2 separate regions of the Homo sapiens genome follow, and region 1 is linked to region 2. Evidence: chromatin loops called from intact Hi-C (ENCODE). Cell type or tissue: CD4-positive, alpha-beta T cell. All regions are shown on one strand. Links, peaks and the distances in the headings refer to the core of each region. The heading gives the core; the rest is flanking DNA. Region 1 has its middle 33 kb from the start of OSTC. Region 2 has its middle 27 kb from the start of SEC24B.

Region 1 (4,402 bases), core at 223-4,222, 720 kb before region 2:
GTCTAACTTTTCAAGGTTTATTTCCCCTTCTAATTATTTTTGAGTTGATAGGAATTTTTAAAAACATCTATAAATGGCAGATTGTCATTTCCAAAAGTGACTGCAGCAGTAACTCCTAACTCATATGTTTTATACAAAGTGACCTTGCTGCTCCTTATTAAGAGAAGATGATTTCTCTTGTTCGTGGAATGTGGCCAGCCTTGTCATCGCTTTTCCTGGTTAAAGATGGCAAAAGTGACTGCCAGTGCTGGGCATAGTTTTTAAACAGCTTGGCAGCTTCTGCTTCCTGCGTCTGAGAATGCTGGTTCTTGGGATGCACCCTCTTGGAACCCAGCTGCAGGATCATGAGCACCCCAAAACACATGGAAAAACCACATGTCGCCAATCCTGTCAACATCAGCTGAGCTCGGAGCTGGCTGCTACAATCAACTGCCAGTCCTGCAAAGGAGCCTTCATGGACATTAGCCCAGCTGCCATCTGACTACAACTGTGTGAGATACCCCAAGGGAGAACTACTCAGCTGAGTCCAGTCAGCCTGCAGGACCTTGGGAAATAGGAATAAACTGTTTTCAGCCACTAAATGTTCGGCTTGCTTTTAATGAGCAATCAAGAACTGGGATGAATGTGTGGCTTTAGGACCAAACAGTGGATTGAAACTTCCAGGGTCTTGAAGAGATGAAAAATAAAAGCCAGAAAGGCCTGGAGAAGACAATGAAAGTGGAGCTGTTGGCCGGGCACGGTGGCTCACGCCTGTAATCCCAGCTCTTTGGGAGGCCGAGGCAGGCGGATAGAGGTCAGGAGATCGAGACCATCCTGGCTAACACGGTGAAACCCCGTCTCTACTAAAAATACAAAAAATTAGCTGGGCACGGTGGCGGACGCCTGTAGTCCCGGCTACTTGGGAGGCTGAGGCAGGAGAATGGCGTGAACCTGGGAGGCGGAGCTTGCAGTGAGCCGAGATCGCGCCACTGCACTCCAGCCTGGGCGACAGAGCGAGACTCCGTCTCAAAAAAAAAAAAAAAGAAAGTGGAGCTGTTGATGCTTCAAGACAGTGAGGTCAATGACCTTAGAGGCTGAAGAGAAGGGACCTTTGTTAGGTAAAGGCGAAATTTGCTAATGCTCTAACCATGTGAGGCAGGGGTGGTGGGAGGGCATAGAAAGGGCACCTAATGAACTCATTGATCCAGCTAGGGAGGAAGTAGAAAGTGCCAAGTCAACTGTCTTGTACTGTATATTGTGAAATATAAGAAGAGACAGATGAACTAAGGTTTGTTCTGTTTCTAAGCTGAATTTAGAGGAAACAGAGCCCAGAACAATCTTTCCAGGCAGCAAATGAAAGCTTGTGTTTTTAAAACAGCTTATCCAAGAAATGCTACTTATTTATTATTATTATTTTTTTTTTTTTTTTTTTTTTTGAGATGGAGTCTCGCTCTGTTACCCAGGCTGGAGTGCAGTGGTGTGATCTCGGCTTACTGCAACCTCCGCCTCCCGGGTTCAAGTGATTCTCCTACCTCAGCCTCCCAAGTAGCTGAGATTACAGGCACACACCACAAGGCCCGGCTAATTTTTGTATTTTTAGTAGAAATAGGGTTTTGCCATGTTGGCCCAGGCTGGTCTCGAACTCCTGACCTCAGGTGATCTGCCCACCTCGGCCTCCCAAACTGCTGGGATTACCAGCGTGAGCCACCGTGCACAGCCTTATTCTTTTTTTTTTTTTTTTTTTTTTTAAAGATTTTGTTGTTAAATTGATGATTAAAATTGTATCTTTGGTACATCACTATCTCTGTCTAAGCACAATAACTTCTAGTTGTATTGCGCTTTTTCAGTTTACAAAGAACTTTTACATACATTATCTCAATTCTCCTGACAATCCCGGTGTGAGGCATGTAGGAAAGTTATTTTTAGTCCACAGTATTAATAGTAGCAACACCCACAGCCACCCTTTCTTTTTCTCCAATTTTGGGATTCCTACTATGTGCCCACCATTATACATTAAATAGGTGATCTTGTATCCTCATGGTAGAATATTATGACTCACACATTAAGGATGAAGGATATTAAGACAGAGATACTTCAACCAAGAAATAGCTAGCAATGGTGGAAACTCCATTTGGACATTAGTTTAACTACAAGTCCAAACTCTCATAATCACCTTTTTTCCTGAGAAGAGCAGGAAGCAATTTTAAACCAGAAAGCATCTTCAATATGTAGATTATTTTCACCTCACAAAATTTCATACTCATTGTATGACAGTCAATGTTTTTCAGAGTTACTCTGTGTGAACTATGATTTTGATAAACTACAGTATTTGACTTTTTCCGCTTCTGGTTGGGAACTTATCAGTGTTGTAAAAAGTGTCTTCATTTGTAAAGTAAGTGGGTTCAGCAGATGATCCCTAATACCCCTTTCCTATTTGATATTCCTTTTAATATTTTATAATTTTCTGAAACATGAGTTTTCTTATCACTATCTGCAGGGCTACAGATTAATTCTTTTTGACCAGCAGATGGGGCTTTTGATACCTGAATAGTACGTAAGTTTACTTGCTGGCTCAGTCATCATTTATTAGTCGTAGGAAGCCTTTATTGAGCGCCTACCATAATGTGCCAGGCATTGGCCTAAGCATAATCCTGCTGCTGCTTTAGATTTACGTAATAATGTTCTTAGGCCTATCTCAAATTATTTTTACGTGTGGTAAAGTTTTCAAAGGACCACTTACCATTTTATTAAGAAGAAACTTCTCCCTGTAGAAGACTGGATTAGGTGATTTCTGAGATGTTTCCCAGTGCTAGCTGCCATGATTTGAGGCCTGGGGTTAAGTGACCTTAGCAGTCCAGGACTCTTTTGTGAAGAAGCTGATATGTCTCATTTTCTGTGGTCTCCAAATACTTCCCAGGAGATCAGTAGCTGGAAAATGTATTTTTAAAAGCAATTGTGATCATAAATAGGGTACAGAAGTCATGAGAAGTTTGATAACATTTTCAAATTATACATAAATTTTTAATTATTAATATATTTTATCTATAAATAGGTAACATCTTTTTACCCTAGGTACCAATTAAGTGATGCTTCAAAACAGGGAGTAGAAAAATCCAGATGTTTCTGAAATTTTTTTTCTCTTTGCCTCTCTCAAAACTCTCTTATAGTTGTCCAGTATTGGTTATTATTTTATAAAAGGCCACACTCAATTGTAGAGTAGTAGTTAGGTGTATTTAACATTTCTAAGTTATAGATGTCCCAAGACAGGGGCTGAACTTAAGCTGGCAATACCACTTAAAACTGCTCGAACAATCAAATAAGATTCATCAAACACTTAGATAACCTCTCAGAGAGAAGCCAGGACAAATTACTAGCTTTTCCATTTAGTAAACCTGGACATGTGTCCCTTTGGAAAAGGCATATTCCCCCTTGGTGTACATGCTTTTTCATGGAGGTACCCGGAGGATGAGTCAACTGTGCAGGTAATCACAGCACGCTCATCATCTGTCTGGACCATGTGGTTTGGTGTCCCATAGCCTGTGTGCCACACCTGGTCAGCATTTTCAGAAGTGCAGACAAGTGGCCCAGAAAAGGAATCTGTATCTCTGGGTCTTTCAGGTCTCGCATGTCGAGGCAGATCTATTTTTTCTTTTCTCTTCCCTTTTTTTTTTTTTTTTTTTTTTGAGATGGAGTCTCATTCATTGCCTAGGCTGAGTGCAGTGGCGCGATCTCGGCTCACTGCAACCTCTGCCTCCCTGGTTCAAGCAATTCTCTGCCTCAGCCTCCCGAGTAGCTGGGACTACAGGCGCCTGCCACCACACCTGGCTAATTTTTGTATTTTTAGTAGAGACATGGTTTCACCATGTTGGCCAGGCTGGTCTCGCACTACTGACCTCAGGTGATCCGCCTGCCTCAGCCTCCCAAAGTCCTGGGATTACAGGCGTGAGCCACCGTGCCTGGCCTACTTTTTCCTTTTCTACCCACCCCACCCCAACCAACCTGTCTCAGTGAAAACCTGGTTGTTACTAAAGTGAAACTTTAATAAGGATATTGCCTAGGGAAGATTAGTTGTTTTCCTTGTCATTCAAGTTCATTCTGGACCTCTTCCTCTGAGCTGTTAATCAGTGTTGCTAAACAGACAGGGAAAGACAAGGGAGAGAAAAATGCTGATTCATTCTTCAGAACTTTTAACCCTTTTAACCCCTAATTCTTCTCCTTGAGAAGCTATTCTTTGATTGTGAAAAGCTTTGTTGTTCAAGGAAATATGGGTAATAAAAATAGCTAACATTTATTAAGAGCATAACATTTATTAAGAGAATACTGTATGCCAGATATTGTTCCAAGCACTTTTCATATTAACTCACTGCATCCTCATAAAATGCTATGAGATAGTACAACTAAGGCCATTTCATAGATGAGAAAA
Region 2 (4,402 bases), core at 76-4,075:
AAAGAAAGAAAGAAAAGAAAGCAAGAAAGCTAAAAACTGTATTCTGCAGTAGAAGTTAAGGATCTAGAAAGTTTAGGAAACAACCAAGATGGTAAGTTCCTTAAGATCTTAAATGTAAACTGGTAGAAGTCTCCTACCAGTGGACTTCTACACTCAGTCTTAGGAATAGTCTGGATGGCTCACAGTTCACAAATTTGTTTACTAAGGTTGAATTTAGCCCTGGCTTATATTTCATTTATTTAATTCAGCAATGTTTATCATCATTTATTCATTTGCCAGTTGATTCTACAAAAAATTTTAAGCACCTATTTATATAGACACTGTTGACATAAAACAGTCTTTGTGGTGTCTATAGTCCAATGAGAGAGGCAGATGCTAAAGAAATATAGGCACAATTAATACATAAAAGGCATTTTTATGTGGCACACAGTCCATACCATATGACCCAACCAGAAGGTTCAAGTATTTCAGTACAATTTAGGTCAACTTCAATATTAAAAATACTTCCTAAGTACAATAGTAATTTTTAGTGCATATTATAAACAAGGGCCAAGAAAAAAAAACCCTAATTTGATCTTTATATTTGTTAGTTCTTAATGAAAATACTAATTGCTCTTTACCCATTTCTGTGAAACTCTAAATTTTTATTTGTGATGAGTCCAGGTCTATTGGATAGACTTTCAGCATTAGTAAAATGACAGAACATATTACAGGGAAAGTATAAGAACATACAGATTCATTTTCTTTTAAGCTTGGAAACAGGATTCTTTGACTCAAATAGGGCTTCTGTTTGGTGAATTAATGGGTCACCATAACCAAATAATTGTAAGTCACAATTTAACTGAAAACCAGAGAGTAAAAATAGCAAAGACTAAACATATAACATCCTTCTTTCTTCATCTTTGCTTCTGAAAGGTGTGTCTTTCCTGAACTATGAATCACTGCCACAGACTTTGCAAATTTGTTCCATAAGAGGGAAGTACCAGAGCAGCAGTAATGTTCTCATCGCGGGCTTCGCTGCTTCGGAGGGAAGAGGGGCACAGCCTATATAGTTTGGATAACTCTCATTCCCCACAGGTCGCATAAAATGGAAACTGTTAAAACATAAATATTCTGCATTGTTTCACATTACCTTTACACAATAACTGTGACGACTATACTAATAGCAGGCATGATCTTATTGCTTCCTTTCCTTCTTAAACTTGAGTCTTGGGTATCATCATAATCAACATTCTAAAGCTTCCAACATCTCAATCCTAAAAAGTAAATGAAAGCATGGTCCATAAAATTTACAGCTTATGTTTAGTATTTTGGCAACTATTGCTACTCCATAGGCCTGAAAGTAAAATAAATAGGGCTTGAATTTTGAGTCGAAATCAAAATTAAGGTTTTCTTTTTCTTTTATGACTTGGCTTGCTACAGAATTCTGATTGCTACAGAAAAAATTCTGAAAAATATTTGGTAAAATTCTGATTGCTAAAAAATTTTTATGAAATTCCCAGATTAATAATTGTTATTTTAGCCAAAAGTTTTTCAACATTGTTAAAATATAGCATTGGCTAAAGTCTCTCTCTCTATGTGTATGTGTGTGTGTGTATGTATATATAGATGCACACAGACTTTATTTATAATTTTTGCATGCCCTAAAATTTCCGTTTATGTATTCTTTCTGATTGTTTTTCCAAAAAATTAACACCCACATTGACTTATTAGCTTCTCTCCTAAGATAATTTTCTCTCCATATATGAAACAAAGTTGAAAAAAAATAGCTTCTTTTACATCATATAGTAATAATTTCAGTATCACATATTTTCTTCTTTGTCTTCCCAATAACAATTGCTTGAACAATGATGATAATGAATTTGTGGGTGAAATTATTATTACTTTGTGCTTCTTTACCCTCTTTTGTGTAATTAAGGGTACAGTGTACTTCTTTACCTTCTTTTGTGTAATTCAGGGTACAGTGTACTGTTTTACCCTCCTTGTGTAATTCAGGTACAGCAGCACCACATAGTGGACATTTTGGTACTTCTCCGTGAAGAATCATTTCGCTTACCTTCAAAGCAATTGGTTTGCTTTAAGGAATGCAATTTGTGTGGATATTGCTGATGATTATCTCTCTTAATATTGCTCTGGTGAGCCAACATGTGAAGTTACAGATTTCACCTAATATAAGAACAATAATCAGCCTCACAGTCATTGTGAAAAGATAAAAGAGAAGTATTTTAAAATAAGTGTGAAGATACATATAAGTCTGTGCTTCAAATTTACTATGTAATACTAATTATTTCCTAATGTATACTTTGTAAGGGAAGCAAAGCCAATGCTTAGATTTTAGTAATAATAATTCTCAGAGTAAGCCATTCATCCTCATCCATATTCCTATATATCTATAGAAAGAGGCCTAATAGAGGTAATTGTTGCTGTTGTGATTAAATCAAGGCACAAAGAAAAAAATAATGTATGCTATCCCAGGAGTTGATATGTAAATCCAGTTAGCAAAGAGAAAAATTATGCTAATATTAACATTGTCATTTTTTTTGCCACAGTAAGTCTGGATTTGTCAGACATCAATTAAAATCAGGGTGTGAGCAAGGATTTTACACATTCATGGAGAAACATAAAGAGCTGCCATCTAAATGCAATAATACAGTATTTAACATTGTTCTAATAGTCACACCACTTTTTGTCCCAGAATAATTTATGCTCCCTGACTCAGCATACAACTCCCTGGCTAGATTGGAACAGAAACAAACTGACAACCCAGAGAGGAAGCATTGTGTAGAAGGGACAACTCACCCACAGCCCCATGCTTTAGGGGCTTCAGCCAGTTTGTTCATAGAATCAGACTCACTGGAAATATTCAGGACTTAGAATGGTGCAAGGCGAAAAGGAGCAAAGGGAGTCATTTGCAAAAGATAAAAAACACAGTCACTTCTACAGAGTTCAATCATGCAATCACTTGTTGAATTAACCAGACAACATTTCTCAGTTAACGTCTACATGAAAAGCACTGATCCAGGCACTATGGACTATAGAGCAGGGGTTGGCAAACCACAGCTAGTATGTGGCCTGTTTTTCTACAGCCTGTGAGCTGGGGATGAATTTACATTTTAAAAGATTGTTTAGAAAGGGGACAGACAGAGTAAAGAATATATGACAGAGATATTTTGCCAGCAAAACCTAAAATACTGACTATCTTGTCTTTTACAGAAAAAGTTTGCTGACCCCTGCCATCGAGACAGATTTAACACTCAATAAACTTAGAGTCTAGAAAGGACACTAAAACATAACAATAGAACAAACTCAATAACTTATAACTTTCAACCATTTACTGTGTGTTCAGAACTGGGTTAAGGCTGGTTGTGATGGGTGATACCTGTCATCTCAGCACTTTGGGAGGCCCAGGCCGGAGGATTGCTTGAGCCCAGGAGTTTGAGACTAGCCTGGGCAATAGAACAAGACCCCATTTCTACAAAAAATATCAAATAAAAATTAGCCATAAGAGGTGGCACATACCTGTAGTCTTAGACACTTGGGAGGCTGAGGCAGGAAAATCGCTTCAACCCAAGATTTTGATGCTACACTGGGCTATGAATGCACCACTGCACTCCAGCCTGGCTGACAGAGCTAGACCCTGCCTCTTAAAAAAATTAATTAATTAGTCTGGGCGCAGTGGCTCACGTCTGTAATCCCAGCACTTTGGGAGTCCACGGTGGGTGAATCACAAGGTCAGAAGATCAAGACCATCCTGGCCAACATGGTGAAACCCTGTCTCTACTGAAAATACAAAAATTAGCCAGGTGTGGTGGCGTGCGCCTGTAGTCCCAGCTACTCAGGAGGCTGAGGCAGGAGAATCGCTTGAACCCAGGAGGCAAAGGTTGCAGTGAGCCGAGATCGCACCACTGCGCTCCAGCCTGGGGTACAGAGCGAGACTCTATCTCAAAAAAAAAAATTAAAAATTAAAATAGAATTGGGGTAAGTGTACTATATTCATTATTTCATTTAATCTTCACCAAAGAAAGTATGAGGTAGTTATAATTATTATCAATTTAACAATGAATAACCCAAGACTTAAAAAGGCTAATAAATAAGATCATGTAAATGACCAAATCTGGGATTAAAATCTAGGCCATCTAGCCCACAGCACTTAACCACTCAGTTCAGGTACATAAATAAGAATGAAAAAAAGAGTAGAGAAATATAAAACTATAATATACTGCAGCAAAACAGAGGTGGCAGATAACACTTCCAGAGGGCTGTTCAGGGAAGATCCTTGGACATGGTAGTTTTTAAGTTGGGCCTTGGAAGATGCGAGTGATTCAGATGCCTGACATTGCAGGGAAGGGCAGTCAGCTTTGGAACTGCCTAGGGGCAGAAGCATGGTGGGTGTTGGGGAGCG

The links. Peaks named below come from ENCODE experiments on the same cell type or tissue, not always from the same donor. Only the 100,000 strongest peaks of a DNase experiment are listed, where the experiment ranks them.
Region 1: it touches region 2 in a loop (6-fold over the local background); 47 of 110 quality-filtered maps call a loop at or near these places.

What each region holds. Positions count from the first base shown.
Region 1 is chr4:108,681,131-108,685,532 of GRCh38, forward strand. No RefSeq gene overlaps it. Among named protein-coding and RNA genes, the nearest start is that of OSTC, 33 kb to the left of the region's middle. In CD4-positive, alpha-beta T cell, for the core only: no CTCF peak of the experiment used is centred there; a DNase peak (open chromatin) is centred at 2,521.
Region 2 is chr4:109,404,518-109,408,919 of GRCh38, forward strand. No RefSeq gene overlaps it. Among named protein-coding and RNA genes, the nearest start is that of SEC24B, 27 kb to the right of the region's middle. In CD4-positive, alpha-beta T cell, for the core only: a CTCF peak has its summit at 2,019; a DNase peak (open chromatin) is centred at 2,014; H3K27me3 peaks cover 250 bases.